Linked DNA regions of Homo sapiens: regions 2, 3, 4, 5, 6 and 7 are each linked to region 1. Evidence: chromatin contacts called from ENCODE Hi-C or POLR2A ChIA-PET data. All regions are on one chromosome and are shown on one strand. Each heading gives the region's core, a stretch centred on a gene start or an enhancer-like site at or near the end of the contact. The rest is flanking DNA. Distances are from core to core; before and after follow the strand shown. Region 1 holds the start of MYLK-AS1 (MYLK antisense RNA 1). Region 2 holds the start of NDUFB4 (NADH:ubiquinone oxidoreductase subunit B4). Region 3 holds the start of RABL3 (RAB, member of RAS oncogene family like 3). Region 4 holds the start of KLF15 (KLF transcription factor 15). Region 5 holds the start of ALDH1L1-AS1 (ALDH1L1 antisense RNA 1). Region 6 overlaps POLQ (DNA polymerase theta). Region 7 holds the start of OSBPL11 (oxysterol binding protein like 11).

Region 1 (3,012 bases), core at 362-2,861:
AAAAATGGATGTTCACTATACAATTCTTTCAACTCTTCTGTATGTTTGAAATTTTTCATAATAAAATGTTAGGACTTCTTAAAAAATTACAAATGAAGATAACTTAAAAATATATAACTGTCTGATGCTGTGATCCTCCTCACCAAAATGACAAGATAAAGAATTGCAGAGCTGAAGGAACCTTCATCACCCAGACCAACCCTTTAGTTTTACAAATGAAAAAACGGAGGCTAGAGAAATAAGATGATTTATCCAAAGTCACACAGCTAGTTAGTGGCAGAGCTTGAACTAAAAACCCGCCGGGATAAGGGATGCACTGAAATGAAAGAGACAGAAGATGGGTAAAACCGTTTCGAGGGTCCATTCTCCCCCTTTCCAGTAACTCTGCCTTCTACTCCCCAGTTTCTTCCCCACCCCAACCCATCCTAAAAGTCTAAACTCATCTAAAGCCTAGCTCTGCTCATGTCGCTGGCCAAAAACTTTGAACGCTTTCCCAATACCTTTCAGATTAAAGCGCAGCCCAGATTTTGAAAACAGCCGCCCAAATGAATGGTCACTCTGCAGCCACAGCTCCTCCACTCCCCATGCTGGCGCCGTTCAACATCCGAATCTGGCCGCCCAGGACGGGCTCCGCGCCGCAGGTAGTCCGGCCGCTGCCCCCGGCCCCGCACCTGTGGCCAGCCCCACCTTTCCTCCCGCGGCCCTCGCGAGCCAGCGCCCGGCAGCCGTCCCCGCGCCCCAGTGCCTGGGAACTTGGCTCGACCCCCAGCGCAGGAGGGAGCTCGCGGGCAGCCACCGGGGCCGATTCAGCGCTCGGCCGCCCTCAGCGCCCAGGTACCGGGTCCCGGGCACCCCCCGCCGGGAATGCACTGCCTGCGGCGGGCCGCGCCGATCCTATCCGCCCCGCCGCTGGCCGCAGGGCTCCCTCCCCGGCCGCGCTGGCTCCCCGCCTCCCCGAGCCCCAGCCTCACCCGGCTGTCATCACCACATTGTAGATGACCAGGTACGCCGTGGCCAGGGGCCCCGGGCCCTTCTTCTTCCGCGTGCCGCTGGCGTCCCCGGCCCCGGCCCTGCCACCGCCGCCCCCATTCCCCTTCGCTGCTGCAGTCGCCGCCACTGCCGCCATGTCAAGTGCCCGAAGCCCGCTCTCCTAGCGCGAGCGGCTCGGGCCGGACTACGCGAGGAGAGGGGGCGGAGGAAGGGACGAGGGGCAGGCGGGGCCAGGGCCGCGGGGCGGAGCCGGGACAGGGTCCACGGCAGCCGCCATCTTGGCTGAGGGCAAAGACGCTCCTGGCGCTCCCGTCTTTCGGCTTGCCTCAGTTGCCACTGCCATCTTGGATCAGGGTAATTCCCGCCTCTTGGGCGCTCCCGGTTACAACCTCGGCGCCATCTTGGATTAGTTCAATGTAGCCACCCTCTCCAGGCCCGCTGCTTCTGCCAGCTGGATGTTGCGTCGTCCCTCGCTATTCGCCCTCCTATAATCACTGCTTCCATGTTGAATCAAAACAATTATGCTTTCGTTCTCCCTTCTTCAATTGCCCTATCTTCACACCTGAACACTATTGCTCCGGTATCCTGCCATTTTGGATCAGGGCGGTTGACGGTGGATTCACTTCCCATCAGCCCTTGAGGCTGCAGGGACCAGCCCTTTGGTAGGTGCGCTTTGCTTCCTAACCCGTTGCCGGGTTGGAGATTCCACCTCCGAAGTTTTCTTTCTGACTTTTGATTTTACATTCCTAGTACAGTGGAGAAGCCCAGGCGGCCTAGAATCCAGTGTCGTCCGTGAGTGCTTGGCTGGTGTTCAAGTGCATCTTCCAGCCTGAGACCGCGTGGACTCGCTCATCGTGAGGGCGAGAGGAGGATAAGCCCATTGGGCTGTCGGCTGAGAGTGAGGTGCGGGGTAAGGGAGTAGATTTATAGCTATAGTGACTAAAAATAAAAGGATGTTGGCTTAGGTGGAAAACCTCTCTGCTTTGGGAAGCTGGAGCAGCTTGTGGGCATTGCTTCAACCAGCTGATCCCACTTTCCATTCATTGCTTTGTTTCAGGAGGTTCTTTATTTGTAAACGTCCCCTGCAATTTTTTACACACCCAAGCAGCTCCTTAAATGTATTACTGTATATGTGGTAGTATAAAATATTTATGGGTTCATTCCAGCAAGTGTTTATGGAGCGTCCACAAAGTTGCCCTGGAGTTCATGGCACTAAGTGAAAGAGACAAAGTCGTCAGTCTCCCAGGGATTATATAGAGCAGCGGCCCCCAACCTTTTGGTCAACAGGGACCGGTTTCGTGGTGGGGGGGTGGATGATGGTTTCAGGATGATTCAAAGGCATTACATTTATCATTAGATTCTCATAAGGAGCACACAACTTAGATCCCTCCAATGCGCAGTTCACAATAGGTTCCCCGCTCCTATGAGAATCTGATGCCACCGCTGATCTGAGGGAGGCGGAGCTCAGGAGGTAATGCTCCCTTGCTTGCTGCTCACCTCCTGCTGTGCCTCCTGGTTCCTAACAGGCCAGGGATTGGTTCTATCCGCAGCCTGGGGCTTAAGGACCCCTGAGGGAACCAGACGAAAATGCTCGTATTAGTTGGTGAAAAGTGGTATCAGGAAGTTATTACAATAATCCAGCCATGGTGATAGTGGTGTGGGCCAGAGTGGTGGAAATCGAGGTGATGAAAACAACAATGAATTCTGTGCGTATTTTAGAAGTAGAATTATAAGATTTGTGGATATGTTAGTTTTGGAGTGTGAGGTCAAAGGCGTTTTGAGCAACTTGTAAGAAACCATTTTTAAGGCGGAAGTCGGGAATTTTGTTTTTTATATGTTGAATTTGAAATCCTTATTAAACATCCAAGTGGAGAGGCTGGATAGACAATTAAATTTAGACCCTGAGGTTCGGGAAGGAAGTCCAATGGGCTAGAGATATAAATTTGAGAGTTGTCAACCTAAAATAATAAAAAAGGTAAGAATCTAGTTTAAAGGAAGTTTATTCAAGCATAAAGGTTGAAG
Region 2 (3,012 bases), core at 260-2,759, 3.0 Mb before region 1:
GCTCTTGCTTTTCATATTGTATTATTTTCTTAGTATTTCAAAACACCTTTGAACAAGTCAGAATTTCCTTTTTTTTTCTCCTTTAAAATCGAGTCTGAGTAACTCGTCTTGTGTTCATTTTTTCTACATTCTCTCAGCCTGAATCCTCATGAGTCCATTTTGCTCTATATTCATCTGGACATTAGACTACTTTGAAATATTACCATTTCTGCCTATTCTTTCTGTACTGCCTGATTGTCAGCTCCCGAAAGGCAAACACCCCATCTTCCATTTTGTCTGGATTTCCCCCACTGAGCCTAGAAGATTGACTTAACACTGACTAGTGTGCTGTGTGCTTCACGCGGTGGGTGCTTAATAAATATTTTAAAACAGTATTAAAATGTTGAATAAATTTGACAGCAGTGCTGCTTCTCATCATTTCAAATGCCAACACTTTCTAGGTCCCTTTTCTAGCAACCATTTCCCAACATACCTACGCGCCCCCAGACGTTTCAGCCAAGCTGGGGCTCTCTTTTGATCCATCCTTCTTTGCCCGAGTTATGGAAATATTGTTTACATTTTTTCCCCTGAGGAGAAGGGGAACCCAAAGACCCTGCTGTGAAACTTGAAGTTGTTTTTCTCCTTGGTAACTGGGGAGAAGGAAGGACAGTAGGGACAGAGAAGGTTTTGTTTCTGATTACTTCAGTTTTCGCCCCAGATCGTCTTTTACAATAAGATACATGCCCCTATGAGTATTTTCATACCTGTAAGGATGTTTTTAATTCTTTGCATCTGAAGAGTGCTAAGGATTTTAGGCAAGAGGTTTTAGTATTTTAACTAAGATGTTTTCTCATGAGCTTTATTCAGTATCTCATTTTCTTCCTGACCTTCTATAGTCAGTCAGGCAACATTTCTCTTATAACATCATTTTTCCTATTAATCATTATTTCGTACCTGTGAAAAATAAGCTTACACTTAATGTTGTATGAATCTAGCATGGTAAAGTACAGAAAAGCTTATTCTCTTCTTCTTGGGTAGGGAATTCTGTTTTGCAAAGCACTTTGTGATCTATTTGTTAGCTTATTTAATCCTCACAACAACTTTGCTAGGTGGACAGGAGTCATTATCTCCAGGATAAGGAAAAGGAAACTCAGAGACTTTAAGTGACTTATCCAAGGTGACACAGCACGGTTAGACCCACAATGAAAACCCGGACTTCTGACTCCACAGCCAGTCCCACACAGCTCAACTTTACATAATAAGCCCTGGTTATGTCAGTAGAGACAAGGCTGCTAGGAAGAAGCAGCGCGGTGACAGATGAGTAGGTGGGGAGCGGCGGTGGGGCAGGGCGCACTGCGAGAAGAGCACTTCGCGCATGCGCATATCACCGAGCGAACGCGCCGTGTTCGGGAAGGTAGGAGAAAGAGGCGGAGCTCCTTGTTAACGACATCCCCAACCTCTGCTAACGCGCAGGCGCACTTCCTGAAGCTGAAGGTCAGCATAGACAAAGGGCCTCAGAATCGCGCAGGCGCAATTGTGCCCTGGTTCGCCAAGATGTCGTTCCCAAAGTATAAGCCGTCGAGCCTGCGCACTCTGCCTGAGACCCTCGACCCAGCCGAATACAACATATCTCCGGAAACCCGGCGGGCGCAAGCCGAGCGGTTGGCCATAAGAGCCCAGCTGAAACGAGAGTACCTGCTTCAGTACAACGATCCCAACCGCCGAGGGCTCATCGTGAGTGTGGGGCCTCCCAGGCGGGAATAGGGCCCGAGTCCTGGGAGAGACCGAGAGAGACCACGCAAAGGGTCGGCCACCGCTCCCGATCAGTATCTCAGACGCAGGTCCTCTTCCAGGCCTAGCCAACTCACTACCCTTTTACCTTTGCCAGAGCTTGGCCCTCGAGAGGACCGGCTCTGGACTCAGACCTGGCTGGGTTTGAATCCTGGCTTGATCACTTCCTGCCTGCGTGACCTTAAGAACGTTATTCACTCTGCTTATCCTCGATTTTCTGTCTGCAAAATGGGCGTAATATAGTGCTTACTCTTTTATCAGGCTGTTAGGATTAAATGAGATAGAGTATGTGACTGTCCTAGCACAGTGCCTCGTTCGTAAGGCGTGTTCAGAAAATGTTTCTATATATATGCATATATATATTATATTATATATATATTCTATATATATGCATATATATTATATTCTATATATATGCATATATATTTTATATATATGCATATATATTATATTCTATATATATGCATATATATTTTATATATATATATAATTTTAAAGAGCTGGTGTTTACCTTTCAGTTCACAGCTCATAGGGATACTGCTCTCTCCTGATGGGAATACAGTGATTCCTTCAACCTGCATCTTTTAAAGACCCTGAAGCTTGCTGAAGTTCTAGGCTTTGGAGTCAGAACCCAAAGCACTACTCATTGGCTAACTCTGTTACCTTGGGCAACTTCAACTCCTCTGAATTATAGTTTCCTGGTTTCGTATATAAATGATGTGCATTATGAGGTTAAATAAGACAGTCTGTGTAACATTCGCAGCACATAATATATGCCCAGTAAACTGGTAATTAACAGGTGTGCTTTCATTAGGTAGTTTTCTATACAGGAACTAAGTAGGTTAAATATGATGTTAACAGAACAGGACTGGACTTTTCCCACACGTTGCATTGGTGTTTTGGAATTTTTGGAAGTTATGAGGATTGAATGAAAGTTACAATGTGCCAGGCACTGTGCTAAAACTCTTTTTGAGTACTATTTACATATCACAACTATTTGGATGATTAAGCTCTACTACTGTCCCCATTTTACAGATGAGAAGACAACATGGGAAGGACAAGTAGGTCATACAGAGATACCTCTTTAGTAGGTGATAGAGCAAAATTCTAACCCTGGTTTGTGTAACCCACAGCATCTGCTTTTAACTAGTTGGTTATACTGTCTCCAGCCAGAACCTTGTTAACTTGGGAAGAGGGTGCAGAGAGACACATTTATTACAAACTCACATGATTGGGTTTGAT
Region 3 (3,012 bases), core at 269-2,768, 2.8 Mb before region 1:
TTGGAAAGAAAATAAATTGACTAGTTGCAACAGTTTGTAATATGAAGGGATTGTTAGATACAATAGAAAATGGAATTATAAAGGACACAAAACACCCACTTAACGTATCATGAAGAAGTCTGTTAGTTCTGGATTGTAAATTCTACTCAGTGATACTCTTGCCAAGTCCCTTTAGGCCACAATTACTTTATCTGTAAAACTGAGTGATTTTATTAAATTAACTTCGGCACCACTTCAAGCTACCTGATAGAAATGAAGTCGACATAAATTGTGATTATGTTCATTAAGTTTCAAAAGGCAACTTTCTTAGGGGAATATTAAATAATGCTCTCTGTAAAATATTTCATAATGCAAATAATCCTCAGGGCAATGTGAAAACATTCTTAACCTATATTTGCTGCCCACAATTTTATTTAGTTTCTATTAAGTTTTCAAGCCTCTCCACCTCCAAGCATCTAGCACAACGTCTTTGCTCACAACACATGCTCTTAGGCCAACTCCAGAGGAGCGCTTCTATAAAATGCAAGGTCAGCATTTATTGAAGTTACTAAGGAGAGCTGAATTGGGGATTATGGAAGAAAAGATAAGGGCAGTGAGGTGGGAGCTGGAAATCCAGACGCCAGCTGTAGTTCTCAAATGTCCCAGGTGTCAAAAGAATTCTTTTTGCATCCACTGAGATTAAAAAAATATATATATATTTAACACTAGGATTAAATTGGGCTCAGCGTTAAATCCTAGCTGCTTCAGAATAAAACTCTTACTTTAATTTCTCTATTGTACAGTCTAGGACATAATAGGTTTTCAATGAAGATCAAACGAGAACCAGGAAATTAAGCTCAGTTAAGAATAAAACAGGACCACTACCCAATATGTCACTGCATAATTATAACTTAGCGTTTAAGTTCGTGGACTCCGCGTTCAAAAGGATTCTGTCATTTACATCTCTCTGCCTCACTACTCTCATCTGTAAAATGGGATAACAGGACTGTCTCAGAATTAAATGAGTTAATACATGCGAAGCGCTTGCCAGTGCACGTTTCTCAGTGCACGTTTCTCAGTGCACGTTTGACTTCCTTAATGAACAAAATCTCTTGAAGGCACGGTCCTACTAACTTCTGTACCCTTAACATAGAACCCCATACAATACTCAATGCCTGCTTTTTTTTTTTTTTTTTTTAATAAAAGAATTGACAATACACTCTAGGCTGGGGTCGCCTGGGAGACCGATGCGGAAAGCCGCGAAGGCAAAAGACCCGGGCTCCGCGACCCCCACCCGCGCGACGACGCCGCCGCCACCGCGTCGTCACACGGAGCAAAGTCCCCTGGGAAGTGTAGTCTTCAGGCCCTGGGAGGGACTTCAGCCACGGGCCGAGGAGCCAGGAAGTTGAGGGAAGGAAGCTAAGGGGAGGGTTACTGGGTAACTCAAAAGTGTCTGGAGCCCCAGAGGTAGGGTAAGCCGCTCACCTGAGTCTCCCAACACCAGTACCTTCACCCGATCCAGGGACGCCATCTTGCCACTGCCTTCCCTGGGTTAACGCCTGTTCCTGGATTGTAAGCCAATCAGAGTTGGGCATGGAGGGCAGAGCCTTCAATTTCATTGGCCACTCGGAGCGTGACTGTCTTGATCGAAGGTTTCACTGAACTCATTGGCTGGTCTGGTAAAAGGTAGCGGGGTGCTTCCCCAGCTGGTCGCAGGAATAGTGCGTTTTCTTTGTCGCGCAAGGGGCGTGGTTCATTTAAGCCGGTAGTTGAAGCGCTGGGGGCAGCTGTAGTGGGAGTGTTCCAGGATTCGCCTTGGTAAACCTTGTTCCCTGTTCCTTGTTCGGAGTTCCCTGGCCGGGCATTGCATTTCATGATTTCTTCTTCCTTTCGCTCCCTCTTAACTATCCTCCCCTAATGAATTACCCTGTTGCCTTGGTCCTCTTGGTCCTCCAAAGAACCATTGACCCCGGAGCGGCCCGTGTGCGACCTCGGGTAGGGCGGGCTTGGCTGCGCCGAGTGTGGCCCTGGACCCAACTGGGAGAGTCCGAGGGAGTTTGGGGTCTCGGAGTCTCGCATTGGGGAGGAGTGCATATCACCGAACGCGTCTCGTGGAGGGCAGCTGGGTCCGGAGGTTTCGCGGTAGTTTGCCGCTGTGTGTGTGAAGGCGTGGAAAGTGCCATGAAATGTGGTAACACAACACCGCAGTTAGATGTGTAGAATCCCAAGTTGTTCTAGAACTGGAGTGGCGATTTACTGAAGTAATCTAACTGGTCTCTTCGCATCCACTTTTCTTGTTTTTTTCTCCACTCTGCAGTCAGTACAATCTTTTAACATCCTGAATTTGATCCACGCACCTCCCGCTTAAAACTGTTTTAAATTTAAGAAGAGAGTGCCCAGTAGCCTGTCCGATTCTACCTTGGAAACAAGAGTGGAGGAAGTGAAGCAGGGGGAAGCTGGCAAGATGAGCCATGTTGGAACAAAACGTGCCTAGGAGACATATGGAAAGTTTTATGGAAGTACTTGTCTGGCTATGCTAGATGCTGGAAATTAATTGGTGAACAAGATGAAGTCTGGTCTTAGAGATAGACATGGAGAAAGTACAAGAAGGGGGAAAGAGCCATGGAACACGTGAAAGGGGATGATTGTATGCTACTTAATGGGGAGTCTGGGAAGGCCTCCATGAGGAAATATCATTTGAGACTTGAAGGATGATTAGGAGAAGGGGGTTTGGGCTTAGCTGTAGGGGCAGAAGGAACAGCATGTGCAAAGCCTTGGGATGCAGGGAAAGCACATGTGGCTCATGGAATTGAGAATATGCTGGTGTGGCTGGTTATGAGGCTGACAGGGTAGACAGAGGGCAGAGGGTGCCTTCTTTTCAACTTTGTTTCTCTGGCTCCGTGCCTGGTGCACAGTAGTCCTTAAATGTTGATATGATTAAAATACACGTGGGTCTGGGCTGGGGTAGGGAGGTGAGGCTGGGATCTGACTCATGGACTATGGAGATCAAAGGAAGAAACAAAGGTCCTAGGA
Region 4 (3,012 bases), core at 223-2,722, 2.8 Mb after region 1:
CAGCACGTGGGGCGGCCAGAGGCGCAGGCTGCGTGCAGGGGGAGGGGACACGCTGTTCCGGGCACAGTCCCCGGCTGGCCGCCGGACTCCGCCCCCTCCCCTGGCCCGGCCAGGCCTGCTGTTTATCCTCCCGGGGACACAGCGGCTGCAGGAACAACATGTAATTGATAACAAGCCCAGCGCCGGCCAAGGGCTTGCCATTGGGTCAGCGTGCAAATCACGGGGGTGGCGGCGGGGGCTGTCCTTCAAAATAAGAGTCTCCGGTCCCTGAGCCGCCCGCAGGCCCCAAAGTCGCAGAGTCCGGGCGTCCTCACACCTGTAGGGCGGCAGGGTCTCCCCAGGGGCCACCTGGTCCGGGGGGACAGGGGGAAGGAGATTTGAGGCTCTCAAACAATTGTTGATTTTGTCACCTCCGAGGGCCGTGGGAGAAAACAGCCCCTCTGTGCCCTCCGTGAGAGGGGGGTTCCATGAGTAACACCAAGGCGGGGAGGGAAGAGTGAACCGGACCACCATATGGGATGGGGACGGCCTCTCTGCCCCGCCGCCGCCATCCCTCGGTCAGGCCATGGCTTTGGTAATGTTCGGTCTGAGCGGACGGGGACTCAGCGTGGAGTGAGACGCGTGAACGGTGCGGGTGTGCGTGAAGGGGTGTGAGTTCCTGTCGTGTGACTGCGTGTGCGGGGCGTGGTGCGCGGCAGCCGCTGTGGCTGTGCGGGAGGCTGTCCGCGAAGGACTCGCGCGTGGAGCCGCCGTGGGTGCCGGCGGGTGAGGGGAAACGTGCGTGGGAAATGAAGAGAGCCGGCTCAGACCCCTTCTAGAGTCCTGGACCGCTGCCCGCTGGGCACCATGCCCTCGTCCCACGCCCCCCCCTTGCCCCCGACACTGCTGCGGTGACCGACAGTAACCCCTCCGTCTCCAGCCCCTCCGCCCCCCAACCCCGGGCTGGCCAGCGCGTCCGCTCTCCCCCTCCTCTCACCAGGCCGCGCCGGTGCCCACCATATGGGAGGGCCGGCCCGCAAGGCGCGCCACGGAATCGCCCGGCCAGGCACCGAGGCGGCGGCGCGGGCCTCAGCAAAGTGCTGGTGGGCGACCGGGGCGGGGGGGGTCACCTCCCCCGGGCCAGTCCGACCCCTGCCCACCTCCGCGGGGGCCCATCCCGCTCCTCCGACATTCCTCCAGCACTCGCGCGGTGCCTCCGAGAGCTGCGCGGGAGCACGGCCACGCGCCCCGAGGCCGGCCAGCCCTCTGATCACCCGGGGCCGCGTCCACGCGGCCGGCCGGCCCCGCCGCGCCTCTCCCACCTGAACTTGGCGCACGCCGGACCGGCGGCCAGGCCCCGGCGGTCCTGCGGCCGGGCGGGCTGGGCTGGGGGCGGCGGCTAGACTCTCGGTCCGGCGGCGGCCGGGGGCCGAGCCGCGGGTCCTGCGCTGGCTCGATCGCCCGCCGGCCCGCGGGTCGCTGCGGCGGAGCACTAGCCCGCCCGCAGCTCGCTGGGCACTCACTCCCCGCCGCTCACGTGACGCAGCGGGCGCCGCGAAGGCTCGCAGGAGGCTCGGCCCCGGGCGCGCGCCCCATTGGCCCGCGCTGCGCGTCACACGTCCCGCCCCGCCCTGGCCCCGCCCTGGCCCCGCCCCGGCCCGCCCGCGCGGCTCCCGGACTTGAGCGGCGGATGCTCGGGGATCCCGGAGCTGCCAGACGCGCACGCCCCCCAACACGCTGCCTGGTCCCTGGCCCGCAGCCACCTCCTTGCTTCCCACCTCTCGCCGCTGTCTCGCGGCGTCCACGAGGGCCGGCTTCTAAAGCTCGGTTCCCAAGGTGAGAACGTGAGACTGGCCTGAAGACTTAAGAAAAGCTCTGAGATCGCCCCAAAGTGCAGTCTGCGTGATTGAGCGGGAAGCGCTGGGGAGCCTGTCTGGCCCGGTCTGGCCCACGTCCCCACCTTCATCCCCAGCGCGGTACAAGCAGCTCTGTCCCCCGCTGAGTGTCAGATAAATCACTTGCCTAGAAGGACGTATTTTTGGATAAATACGGTATTGGGCTTTCAGCAGGACAATCAGTTACCCTCCGGAAATTGCGCGCGCTCTGCGCTGCCACCCTGCCCTCCAGGACTAAGGAGGTTTGCTGACCGGCCCCCCCCCCCCCCACCTGAAACCAATGACACCTTGTCTCTGGGGCACCTTTCTGAAGACCAAACAATGCTTCGCAGTCTACAAAAGCGTTCGTAGACTGCTTTAGTCCGCAGCAATCCTGGCTCGCATTTGGGTTCCCGCTTAGAGACAGGAAGAGTAAGGCTCAGAGTGGCTTGCCCAAGAAAAACACGTGGGCTGACGGTGCTAGGCACCCTGCTGTGCCCTTTAATCCACACTCCAGCTGGATCCTCAGCCAAGCACTTTACAGATGAAGAAACCGACTCAGAGAGGGCACCAGCCCTCCCCAGCCCCACAGCTGGGAAGGAGCAGGTAGAGAGGTAGAGCCAGGTCATCTTGCAGACACCCCCAGGCCACCTGTGCAGAGCTGTCCTACTGAGCTTCCTTCCTCTCCCCTCCTGGCACTGGGAGGTGGGGAGCATTTTCTCCTGCTTCTTCTTGAAGACATTGCTAGAACAGGAATTTTTAACCATACCCTTTCCAGGCTCTCTGGAATGCTATAGGTCTAGGCTTGCTTGACCAGGGATCTGGGGACACTGTGCACCAGGTCAGTGCCAGGGATTCAGCTGCTGCTGCCACTAGGAGCCAAACCAATGCGTTGCCAGAGGGCTTTAAGGACATTTGTGTTGAGGATGGTGAGAGGCTTTCTAGTTCACAGAAGTTGGAATGACCACTCTGGCATTACAGCAGCCCTGGCTAGCCTGGGCAGAACAGTGGAATTTGTCCATTTTCATAAGAGAAGAGATAGAGGCCTGTATTCCTCATTTTGTCTCAGTGCAGGTCTGGATTGGGCATAGCCACAGCACTTCTCCATCTGCCCTGCCCGCCCTCGGTCTTCACTCCTCACATACTCTCAGTCTAGTGC
Region 5 (3,012 bases), core at 280-2,779, 2.5 Mb after region 1:
TTGGCCTTGGACCCAGGCCTCTAGGCGCCCCGTCAGCACCCCAGTGCGAACACATCCTGCCCGGGGACCTGGACCCAGCAGCTCACACAGACCAGGGCTCGCCCAAAGGCAGGCAGGCAGGGCCACTGCTGACCACGCACCTGGCTGGTCGTGATTCTGGAACTAATGGTTTCTGCCTGGCAGGGAGGCCGCCAGGACCTCTGGGCTTCACCCCTCCCCACCTTCACAGGGGACCTCGCCTCAGTGGGAATGTTCTGGAGCCGGAACCCAAGGTTGGAATCCCAGCTCCTCCCCTTTCTAGGTCTGTGACCTTGGAAAAATTAAACTTTCTGTACCTCTGTTGCCTAATCTGTGAAATGGGGTAATACTACCTACTGTGTAGGGCTGTGAAGATTAAATGGAGTCATGCATTATCATCACAGGGCACCTGGCCCATCCTCAACCCCAGTTCAGACTCCTCAAAGCCCTAAGGTTTCAGATCAATGGTCAGAACCACGAGGAGGACCTGCTAAAGACAAGTATGGGGACCCACCCCCAAGGTTTAGGATTTAGAAGGTCAGGGTGGGGCTGGGGAACCCGCATTTCTAGCAGATCTCAGGAAAGGCAGTGCTGCTGGTCCTGGGACCACAGTTTGAAAACCACTGGTGTAAAAAAAGCCTTCTAAAAAAAAGTGGGATTTGATCACTAAAGTCATATGGAAAAAACTGGAAGAAAGAGGAAAAAATAAACAAATAAATAACGGGATTTTAAAGAGACCTATCCCACCGGCTCTCCTGGATGGAGAGAGTGTGGGACTCTGAGACAGACTCCCGGCTGGGCACCCCCAGGAGGTTTTCTTCACCAGAGGTTTGCACCGAGCCCACCCAGGACAGTGGGCTGAGCCTGTGGTAGAGGCTGGCGGGAGGTCTGGCTGAGGCAGCGAGGGGTCCCTGCGCGCGGGCGCTGCAGGAGTCACGCGTGTGACATCCAACCAGGAGCCGTGCCCTGAGCAGGCCAGGAAGGAGGAGACAGGGCCGCTGAATGCACACCGCAGCGGTGTGGGGAGCGGCCTCAGACACCTAAGGGTAGGACCGGCCGGCTCCCCCGCGACCCCCAGCGCCTGGGTTCTCTCCCGGCCTCCCCGAGGCGTGGCCTACCCCAGGCATGGCCCCACCCCGCCCCAGGCCGCCCCTCCGACCCCTCGTGTTTACCTCATCTCCCGCGCGCCTTTCCCCCACCGAGTCCCCCAAATCCCGGTCCCCACCTGACTCCCCCTCCCGCCGAGCCCCCAGGGCCCGGCGCCCGGCTCACTCGCCTCCCGCGCACCCACTCCCGGGCGCCCTCTCCCGCGCGCCTCCCCGACCCCCCTTGGGCCCCAGCTGACCCCACCTTCCGCCCCAACCCCGCCCGGAACAGGGCCGCGCTTACCGGGTCCCCTCCCAGGCGGCGGCGGGAAAGAGGCGGGCGGAGGACGCAGGGGCGGGCCTGCGGCTCAGGCAGGAAGCGGGAAGGCCGGGCCTCCCTGGCCCCGCCCCGGCCGGGCGGCCGGACCTCGGACGACTTGGCGCTCCGGGACAGCAGCAGACGCCCAAGCTCCGGCAGCGCAGAGCCCCGCCGGGGGCCCGGGGGGCTGGGAGCCGGGGATCGCGGGGACGGAAGTGGGGGACCGAGTCTCGCGAGCCCGGGCCCTCCTCGCAGCTGGGGCCCCACTGGCGCCCCCGCGGGAGCGCTACGGGAGAGGCGCCTATGCGGCTGCAGGTTTTATTATGGAGCTGTCAAGGTAGAAAGGTACGGAGAACGGGAACCCACCGACAGCCAACTTCCCTTGGGACCCGCCTTTTGCTTTAAAAACAACAACGACAAGTCTGTGCTTCACCCCACACATGCCTTTCGTTTTCCCTTTTTTCCCAGAGTAATTTTAAAGCATCCCAGTGGATAAATTCTCCTTTAAATACTCGAGTATGTTTAATCAGTAAGGCCTATTTTTTTAAACATTCTCATAGTATTACGGTCACACCTAACGAAATTGGCAATTCCCAGTCCGGGCCTGAGGGAGGCCTGATGGTTCACAAGACTTGGTAAAATATATCATTATATTTTAAACCAAAAAATAAATGATAAGGCACCTCCCCGTTCCCAACCACCAAATCATCCGAATGGACTTCTTCCTCAGCCAGGACTTTTAGAATTTAACCTGAAAAACTGGTTCAGGCCATAAGGGGAAGTGGAGGCCGAACATGCCTCATTATCCCTCTCCTGCATTAACATCAACACAGACTTTAAGTCTGATAAGAAACATTTTACAGCCTCTTCTCTCTGAAGCCTGCTACCCTATCCGAATACTTCATCTGCGTGATAAAACACATTGGTCTCCACAACCTCTTAACCCAGACATTCCTTTCTTTAATCCCAGGTCTTTGGACAAACTCAACCAATTGTCAACCAGAAAATGTTTAAGTTGACCTATACCCTAGAACCACCCTCCCCCTCTTTGAGTTTTCCTGCCTTTCTGGATCAAACAAATTTATTTCTTAAATGAACTTAACTTGAAGTCTCATGCCTCCTCAGAATGTATTAAACCAAGCTGCACCCCGACCTCCTTGGGCACATGTTCTCAAGACCTCCTGAAGGCTGTGTCACTGGCTGTGGTCACTCATATTTGGCTCACAATAAATCTCTTCAAATATTTTACAGAGTTTGACTCTTCCACAATAATTTGGCACCCAGCGTGGGGCCTCAGAGAAGACTCAGGACCCCAAAGGAGTTGCCTGAACTCGGAGCGAAGATACCAGTGGGGCCCATTGAAGCCTCCCAGACTTCTAGCTTCTCCCCCGATGGAACTGGTTAAGTTCTCCTGAGCCCCAGATCGCCCTTTGGTTGACAGTCCTTCGTTTAGTGTGAGCTGGTTTTTCTCCTAGGAAGTTGTTGTTTAAGGATTCTAATTCTAGTTCAGAGACACATTCTAAAGGGTTTTCTTTATTGCTTTTTCTCCCAAAATTAATCTTGATTCGGCTTGTCTGCGCATTTGTGTGA
Region 6 (3,012 bases), core at 193-2,692, 2.2 Mb before region 1:
CACATCTGAATCATGCAAAATGGGGATGGCCTGTTTCAGGTCCAGCTGACAGGTCAAACAGAATGAGAAAATGCATGTGACTACACATGCTGGGCCATGGCTGCAGAGAATGAGGCAGAAGGGACTTTTGCTTGCCCTCATGTTTGAAGAACACTCACAGGTAAACAGATTGAGCTTTCTCTTGTGCCAGATCTTTCAAGCCTACCAGAATACTGACAGCACTTCAGCTTCTGAGAAACATAGTACAGGTAAATATGGAAAAAGAAATAATGATATTCTTCCCTCTTACTGCTGCCATCTCTGCCTTTCTCACCCTGCCACCCCAAAAAAACTATGTCTAAGTCTCTTATGCATTAATACCCAACTACTGATAATGCATTACATTTTATAAAGCAACTATCTTTTTTCATTATTCTGATTAATAAACATAAAAGAGCTCTTCTGGTAACTGATTAAGAATATAATCAGTGTTTCCTATGAACAAGCTATGGAGTAACTAAATAAGGGACACTCTTAGACCAACTATAATTTTTAACAAAACAATTGTTGATATAAAGTTTCTCATAAATTCATTTTATTTCAACAGCAAAAAGATTAGCTCCATCCCTCTGATTGGGATCACAAAGTACAATCTTTTCAGCATGGGTTTTCTCACCATGCCACAAACAGAAAGAGGCACTAAGGGACTGATAAGGGGGTATTTTCTGTCTCTGGCAGTATTATATTGACCTGCAATAAAAACATCTGATCTTACAGAACAGGATACCTCTTGAAGAGGTATAGTTTATTTTATAATATGTAAGTATTCCAAATACATTCATTGTATGAATTAGGGAAGGAAAAGCAATAAGAAACATTTCATGAATATTCATTCCTACACTCCAACCATACCAAGTCTTACTACTTTATAGAATTCATAATTTATTAGCCAATACTATTTTAAAATACTATTTCCGTACTGTAAAATTGATATTAGAGGAAAAAAAGTCACACACGATGCCTACCACCACCAGGGTGAAACCAAATCTTTATCTGCCTATGGCTGCTGTCTGGGTCGATTGAGGCAGCAGCTTCATTTTCTTCATGGTTTACCCAGACAGATGTGGAACCAAAGTGCTAAGTGCATATTTCAAGCATCTGTTCTGAATATGTTTAAAGCCACAGTAAGTTACAAAAGGCAAATTCATAGATGCTCTTTGAAAGTGAATGTAACTATTATACTTGGTATTCTACTTCCCCCACGCCCCCAGAAGTTTTTGATGCTATAGACACTGATATATAGTTTGAAACTCTCACTATAAAATTACTAGGCTAAGTCTATCAAGACTTGAAAGTTTGTTTTGCTGAGGTAGGTGAAAGGGTAATCTCTGTTCTTTCCAGGTGACTGCATCTGCACAGGCTTCCCTGGGAGGACTTCATCAACAGCACAGTTACACATCAAAGTCCTTTAGCTCTCCCCAGCTGGCGCCTATTTTCACTTTCACTTTCAATTTCACAGACAGTTTTACAGCACTTTCCATTTCATTCTTGACAATCTGAGCTACCTAAGGAAAAAAAAAATGTAGTTAACAAACTGCCCAGTCAAAGAATGTTTCCCAAACCATCCCCTGAGAAAGTTATAAACCAGACTGGAGCTCTTCACCCAATGGTGCTTAAAATGCTAAATCAGAAAAAATAAAAAATAAAATAAATAAATGAATAAATAAAAAGACATCTCATACTCTTCTTCACTGATGAGCAGGAATTTCTGAAAGTTTTTGCTAGAATGCTTGGAGCTTAGAAACCCTAAGGGAAAGACTCCAAATTTTTGTTTAATTCCTCCAAGACAAAAACATCTTGCATTGGCAATTCTTCACTTATTAAGAACTAGTACAAAACGGAACACTCTTAGCTCCTTTTCTACCTGTAAGGACTCAATATTTATACAGCCATCCCAGGGCTAGGGTAGAGTTCCAAAATCCTCATGCACAGGAAACAAAGCTGTCGGCCTGACAATACAGTGTCTTGTCTTCCTATGGAATGGACACAAGCATTGCAAAAATACCTGAACAACATCTTCTTCTGCCACTTCATATAGGAGTTCATCATGGAGTTGAAGGATGAAGAAGCCTCCTCTGATTGGGCAGAACATCCCTTGCAGTTTTCTCTTTCGTGACAATCCTACTTCATGAAAAAGGAGCAAAACTGATCAGCATGTCGCTAAGTCATAGGAGAATGTTTTTAGAGATTCTGAGTAACTCTGAGGAATTTTAATGAGAAGATTAAAACACACAAGAATAAGAACTATCAGGAAAATAACTACTTGCTGGTCGCTACCTACCCTAAGTATCCGGTATAAACTCACAAACTTCCTCCTAGAAAGAAGGAGTCTCCCAAAGAAGTCAGTAAATGGGGTGTGAGGAACTCTGCTCCAAGCTCTAGTCCAACTTATTTCTCATGAATAACTAACATTTTCTCTATCCATGGAGTCCCCCAACCACCATCTGAGTAATAGCACCAGGGAGGTATGGGGCCTGATTCCTGCCCCAGGAAAGCAAACTAATATTGTTAGGCACTGTTTCTTAAGGGGGACACTCCCTCATGTCTTTTTATGGCCAGAAGTGTCATCGTGATAGAACTGGTGCTTCCCCAATTGAACCGTACACACTCCAAACAAGTAATTGTAAAACCTAGGCTCCCAAAGTGGACTTCAGAGAGTACATAAACCCCTTGCAGTTATATGTAAGAGTCTATGTCTGTACGTTTTTCTGTGGAGATAATCCATACCTTCCAGTAGCCATAACTCCAAAATATATACTAGACTTAGTTACTATTTCCTCATTAGCTGGATCTAGTGGTACAGATTATGCCCTTCTGACCAAAAAGATAAAGCTCAACATGAACACCTTTACTGGAACTGCCTTTACTTGTTTGCTTAAACCTCACAGTAGTCATCTTCCTTTCTGTTGTCCAAATTCCCTACTTATCTTTCAGGTCCAGCATGAGTAACATCTCCCTCAGTATCTGGTGCTT
Region 7 (3,012 bases), core at 344-2,843, 2.0 Mb after region 1:
CTGGATAGTTCTTTCTCCCTACACTTCATATATGAAAAAACAAAAACAAAACTTGTTGCCTCTCCAGGACTCTCCTCCTGTTCCTTAAGTTGTTCATTCATATTAGTGAAAATTAACAAATATAGACTTTCTCATCAACACAGAGAGCATTGAAGTGGCCTGAGCAACGCAAACTGAACATCTCCAGGCTCAGGTTTAGTTTATCAGAGGCATTAGGATCTCTACCTTTGTCCTTGCATTCCAATTACTTATGTACATTCCCCTTTCCAAGTCACAAATACCTTCAGGGCAAGAATCTTTTCTGATTCTGGAGAAGCTCTGGACAAGTAAGTTTTGAGCACCAGTATTTGCTACCCTCTCGAGAAAGCTGAGTTAAACAGTTCCTGCCCTCGCAGTCTATCAGAGAAAGCTGGCTTGTAAATAAATTGCAACATAGGCAAAAGCAGAAGTGAGTACAGAATTAAATCTGAGGAAGCATTAACTCTCTGACTGTAGAGGAAGTTCAGGGATACATTTCTGTGTTCCTCAAAAGGCCTTCCATAAATACCTGTTGAATGAACAAATGAATGGATTAAATCTTTTAGGCGAGGTCCCAGATCCAAACGAGATGTATCAGTAGCTTCTGGAAGCCAGTGAAAAAACTTTTATCTTTCAACAATTGCGGGATGCAGCCTCCAGGGCATATTCACCCCTACCTCCACCTCGGGAAATAATTTTGGAGAAAGGAGCATACCTGTACTGCCAGCCTTTTGCACTGCCACCGCGGCTGCTGCTGCTGCTACTGATTCCACCTCCACAGCTGCTGTTCTTGTTCGGGGTCACCGCTGTGGCCTGGCCCTCCAGCTTTCCTTCGCTCTCCGAGACTTTCATTGTGGACACTGGTTCACCCCCCTGCATCTTAACGCCAAAGTCCACTTGCCCTTCTTGAGCGGGAGAGAACAATTCTGTAGTTCTGTAGGTGACTTTTTTTTTTTAAGATTTGATCTGAATATGATACCGGTTGCTAAATCACACGGCGGCTGGGGCGGGACTGTCAAATGGTCCAGAAAAGGAAGATACACATTCCCACAGAAGTTAAACTTTTGAGAGGGCAGGGGAAGCAACGAGGACAGATATCCTTCACATGTATCTCTCTCCTTTCCGGCAAAAGCAAGGAGGAAAAAGCATCCGGCGAGAAGACTTAAGTGACATACTCAAAAGAGAAGGAGTGTGGGGAGGTCGCAGATTCTGTAGCCAAGACGGCTGGGAAAAGGACGGAGCGCCACGGACAGGGGACCCGCGGCCTAACCTCGGGGCTGACCCGCCGCGCTCCCTCGTCTCCTCCGCAGGTCCTCAGGCAGTGCGTCCAGTCAAGCCCGCTCGGCAGTTCCCGCCGCAGCCCCCGAGATACAGCCAGGGCCGGCGCGCGCAGCCGGGGAGGAGGGTCGGGGAATGAGGCCGCCGGGGGCGGGACGCCGGCTCCCGGGGCCGCCTCTCCCAGGGCCAGAGGCGAGCCACTCGGGACAACTTCCTCTTATGCCCCTGGCCCGGGCCCTCGACTGGGTTCCCAGGAGCCGGTGAGTCTCTCGCGCTATCTCCAGACCCAAGCGCGAATGCCAGGGCCGCGGCCGCCGCCCCACCCACAGCCCCACAGCCCCACAGCCCCACAGCGGGTCAGCCACCCCCCGCCCCCTGCTCCCTTCCCGCCTTCCCTTCCGGAGTAGCGTGAGCTCACTTCCCTCACAGCCGAAGCGTCTGGCGCCATCTTGGGTCAGGGCGGCGGGTCCCTGAAGGAGGCGGAGGCTCTGGGAGCTGGTAGCTGGGCGACTGGCTGATGGGCGAGGGAGGGCGAGGGAGGGCGCCGCAACGGAACGAGGAACCCGGACAGTGAAGGAGGAAGAAACAAAGGAGCCAGCAGCACTAGAGAGTTCCCTTCTGGTGTGTGAGTGCCCGCCTTCCTTTTTTTTTTTTTTTTTTTTGAGACGGAGTCTCGCTCTGTCGCCCAGGCTGGAGTGCAGTGGCGCGATCTCGGCTCACTGCAAGCTCCGCCTCCCGGATTCACGCCATTCTCCTGCCTCAGCCTCCCAAGTAGCTGGGACTACAGGCACCCGCCACTACGCCCGGCTAGTTTTTTGTATTTTTAGTAGAGACGGGGTTTCACCGTTTTAGCCGGGATGGTCTCGATCTCCTGACCTCGTGATCCGCCCGCCTCGGCCTCCCAAAGTGCTGGGATTACAGGCGTGAGCCACCGCGCCCGGCCGAGTGCCCGCCTTCCTAACCACGTCCTAGCCTTCCATTTGAGGGGCCGTTCCAGGCATTTTAGGAAGAAAGCTTACAAAAATAAGAAAGTACAAGAACGAAGCAAACATCTGTACGTTTTAGTTACTTGGGGTGGGGGGGGGGCAAGCATGACATTGGAGTAAAGCCAATCATTATTATAAATTAAAAAGAAGCTGTCATGGAAATTAGAGATCTCAGAACAGAGCTAGGTACTCTTCCAGACCCCAGACAAATCTTTCACCTTGTTTAGGCCTTGGTTTTGGATTTGTAAAACAAGAGTGCATGGGTAGATTTCTAAAGTCTCTCCTAATTGCTAATTTTAGTTTATAATAACATGACTTGAGGCTGGGCACAGTGGCTCACGCCTGTAATCCCAGCACTTTGGGAGGCCGAGGTGGGCGGATCACTTGAGGTCAGGAGTTCGAGACCAGCCTGGCCAACATGGTGAAACCCATTCTCAACTAAAAATACAAAAATTAACCGGGCATGGTGGTGCGTGCCCGTAATCCCAGCTACTTAAGAGGCTGAGACAGAAGAATCACTTGAGCCTGGGAGGCGGACGTTGCAGTGAGCCTGAGGAAGGAGAGAGACCCTCTCATATTGTTTTATACTCAGTACCTGTTTTAAGAAAAAAAGAAACAGCAAGGAAGTAAAACCAAAGACAGGCAGCCCAGCGCCAGGCCGGAAACCAGGCCTGGGCCTGCCTGGCCTAAACTCAGTAGTTAAAAATCAACTCATAACTTAGAAACCGAT

The links. A loop is a pair of places that touch in the nucleus more often than their neighbours do. ChIA-PET counts read pairs that join two places held with the same protein, here RNA polymerase II (POLR2A). Pooled maps may share reads with other maps.
Region 2: a loop to region 1 is called in a map of CD8-positive, alpha-beta T cell, with 35 times the contacts of the local background. The contact joins the promoter of NDUFB4 here to the promoter of MYLK-AS1 in region 1. A Hi-C loop is called at or near these places in 4 of 168 maps with a recorded cell type or tissue (B cell, CD4-positive, alpha-beta T cell, CD8-positive, alpha-beta T cell and 1 more) and 9 of 50 pooled maps.
Region 3: a map of CD8-positive, alpha-beta T cell shows a loop between it and region 1 (12-fold over the local background). The contact joins the promoter of RABL3 here to the promoter of MYLK-AS1 in region 1. A Hi-C loop is called at or near these places in 2 of 168 maps with a recorded cell type or tissue (CD8-positive, alpha-beta T cell and naive thymus-derived CD4-positive, alpha-beta T cell) and 10 of 50 pooled maps.
Region 4: a loop to region 1 is called in a map of B cell, with 24 times the contacts of the local background. The contact joins the promoter of KLF15 here to the promoter of MYLK-AS1 in region 1. A Hi-C loop is called at or near these places in 1 of 168 maps with a recorded cell type or tissue (B cell) and 5 of 50 pooled maps. POLR2A ChIA-PET finds 5 or more read pairs at or near these places in 1 of 52 experiments (activated CD4-positive, alpha-beta T cell).
Region 5: a loop to region 1 is called in a map of CD8-positive, alpha-beta T cell, with 27 times the contacts of the local background. The contact joins the promoter of ALDH1L1-AS1 here to the promoter of MYLK-AS1 in region 1. A Hi-C loop is called at or near these places in 6 of 168 maps with a recorded cell type or tissue (B cell, CD4-positive, alpha-beta memory T cell, CD8-positive, alpha-beta T cell and 1 more), 2 of 37 single-sample maps with no recorded cell type and 10 of 50 pooled maps. POLR2A ChIA-PET finds 5 or more read pairs at or near these places in 1 of 52 experiments (OCI-LY7).
Region 6: a map of naive thymus-derived CD4-positive, alpha-beta T cell shows a loop between it and region 1 (21-fold over the local background). The contact joins the enhancer-like site here to the promoter of MYLK-AS1 in region 1. A Hi-C loop is called at or near these places in 2 of 168 maps with a recorded cell type or tissue (CD4-positive, alpha-beta memory T cell and naive thymus-derived CD4-positive, alpha-beta T cell) and 7 of 50 pooled maps.
Region 7: a loop to region 1 is called in a map of CD8-positive, alpha-beta T cell, with 39 times the contacts of the local background. The contact joins the promoter of OSBPL11 here to the promoter of MYLK-AS1 in region 1. A Hi-C loop is called at or near these places in 5 of 168 maps with a recorded cell type or tissue (CD4-positive, alpha-beta T cell, CD8-positive, alpha-beta T cell, OCI-LY7 and 1 more), 9 of 37 single-sample maps with no recorded cell type and 24 of 50 pooled maps. POLR2A ChIA-PET finds 5 or more read pairs at or near these places in 3 of 52 experiments (CD8-positive, alpha-beta T cell, WTC11 and activated T-cell).

The regions. Positions count from the first base shown.
Region 1 is chr3:123,583,902-123,586,913 of GRCh38, forward strand. MYLK-AS1 (MYLK antisense RNA 1) reads left to right here and starts at 1,612. Exons shown (of 4, transcript NR_121654.1): 1 at 1,612-1,652; 2 at 1,746-1,900. It overlaps HACD2 (3-hydroxyacyl-CoA dehydratase 2), which reads right to left and starts at 1,152. Exons shown (of 7, transcript NM_198402.5): 1 at 972-1,152. The coding sequence starts at 1,126. RefSeq lists silencers at 477-656, 667-1,276 and an enhancer at 1,337-1,636.
Region 2 is chr3:120,594,827-120,597,838 of GRCh38, forward strand. It overlaps NDUFB4 (NADH:ubiquinone oxidoreductase subunit B4), which reads left to right and starts at 1,510. Exons shown (of 3, transcript NM_004547.6): 1 at 1,510-1,713. The coding sequence starts at 1,534. RefSeq lists enhancers at 1,581-1,920, 2,961-3,012.
Region 3 is chr3:120,740,998-120,744,009 of GRCh38, forward strand. RABL3 (RAB, member of RAS oncogene family like 3) reads right to left here and starts at 1,519. Exons shown (of 8, transcript NM_173825.5): 1 at 1,465-1,519. The coding sequence starts at 1,510. It overlaps GTF2E1 (general transcription factor IIE subunit 1), which reads left to right and starts at 1,747. Exons shown (of 5, transcript NM_005513.3): 1 at 1,747-1,797. RefSeq lists enhancers at 780-1,418, 1,250-1,539, 1,419-2,057, 1,505-1,799, 1,680-1,799.
Region 4 is chr3:126,355,936-126,358,947 of GRCh38, forward strand. It overlaps KLF15 (KLF transcription factor 15), which reads right to left and starts at 1,473. Exons shown (of 3, transcript NM_014079.4): 1 at 1,302-1,473. RefSeq lists enhancers at 15-774, 775-1,534 and a silencer at 1,433-1,652.
Region 5 is chr3:126,082,686-126,085,697 of GRCh38, forward strand. ALDH1L1-AS1 (ALDH1L1 antisense RNA 1) reads left to right here and starts at 1,530. Exons shown (of 8, transcript NR_190231.1): 1 at 1,530-1,767. It overlaps SLC41A3 (solute carrier family 41 member 3), which reads right to left and starts at 1,439. Exons shown (of 11, transcript NM_017836.4): 1 at 1,408-1,439. RefSeq lists silencers at 1,087-1,196, 1,237-1,786.
Region 6 is chr3:121,430,874-121,433,885 of GRCh38, forward strand. It overlaps POLQ (DNA polymerase theta), which reads right to left. Exons shown (of 30, transcript NM_199420.4): 29 at 2,045-2,160; 30 at 558-1,544. The coding sequence ends at 1,431. Among named protein-coding and RNA genes, the nearest start is that of POLQ, 110 kb to the right of the region's middle. RefSeq lists an enhancer at 1,386-1,435. Within about 2 kb of position 1,443, at least 3 of the 41 ENCODE cell types and tissues checked have a DNase peak (open chromatin) inside an H3K27ac peak, as active enhancers do.
Region 7 is chr3:125,593,904-125,596,915 of GRCh38, forward strand. OSBPL11 (oxysterol binding protein like 11) reads right to left here and starts at 1,594. Exons shown (of 13, transcript NM_022776.5): 1 at 734-1,594. The coding sequence starts at 897. RefSeq lists enhancers at 122-181, 1,142-1,201 and a silencer at 1,302-1,711.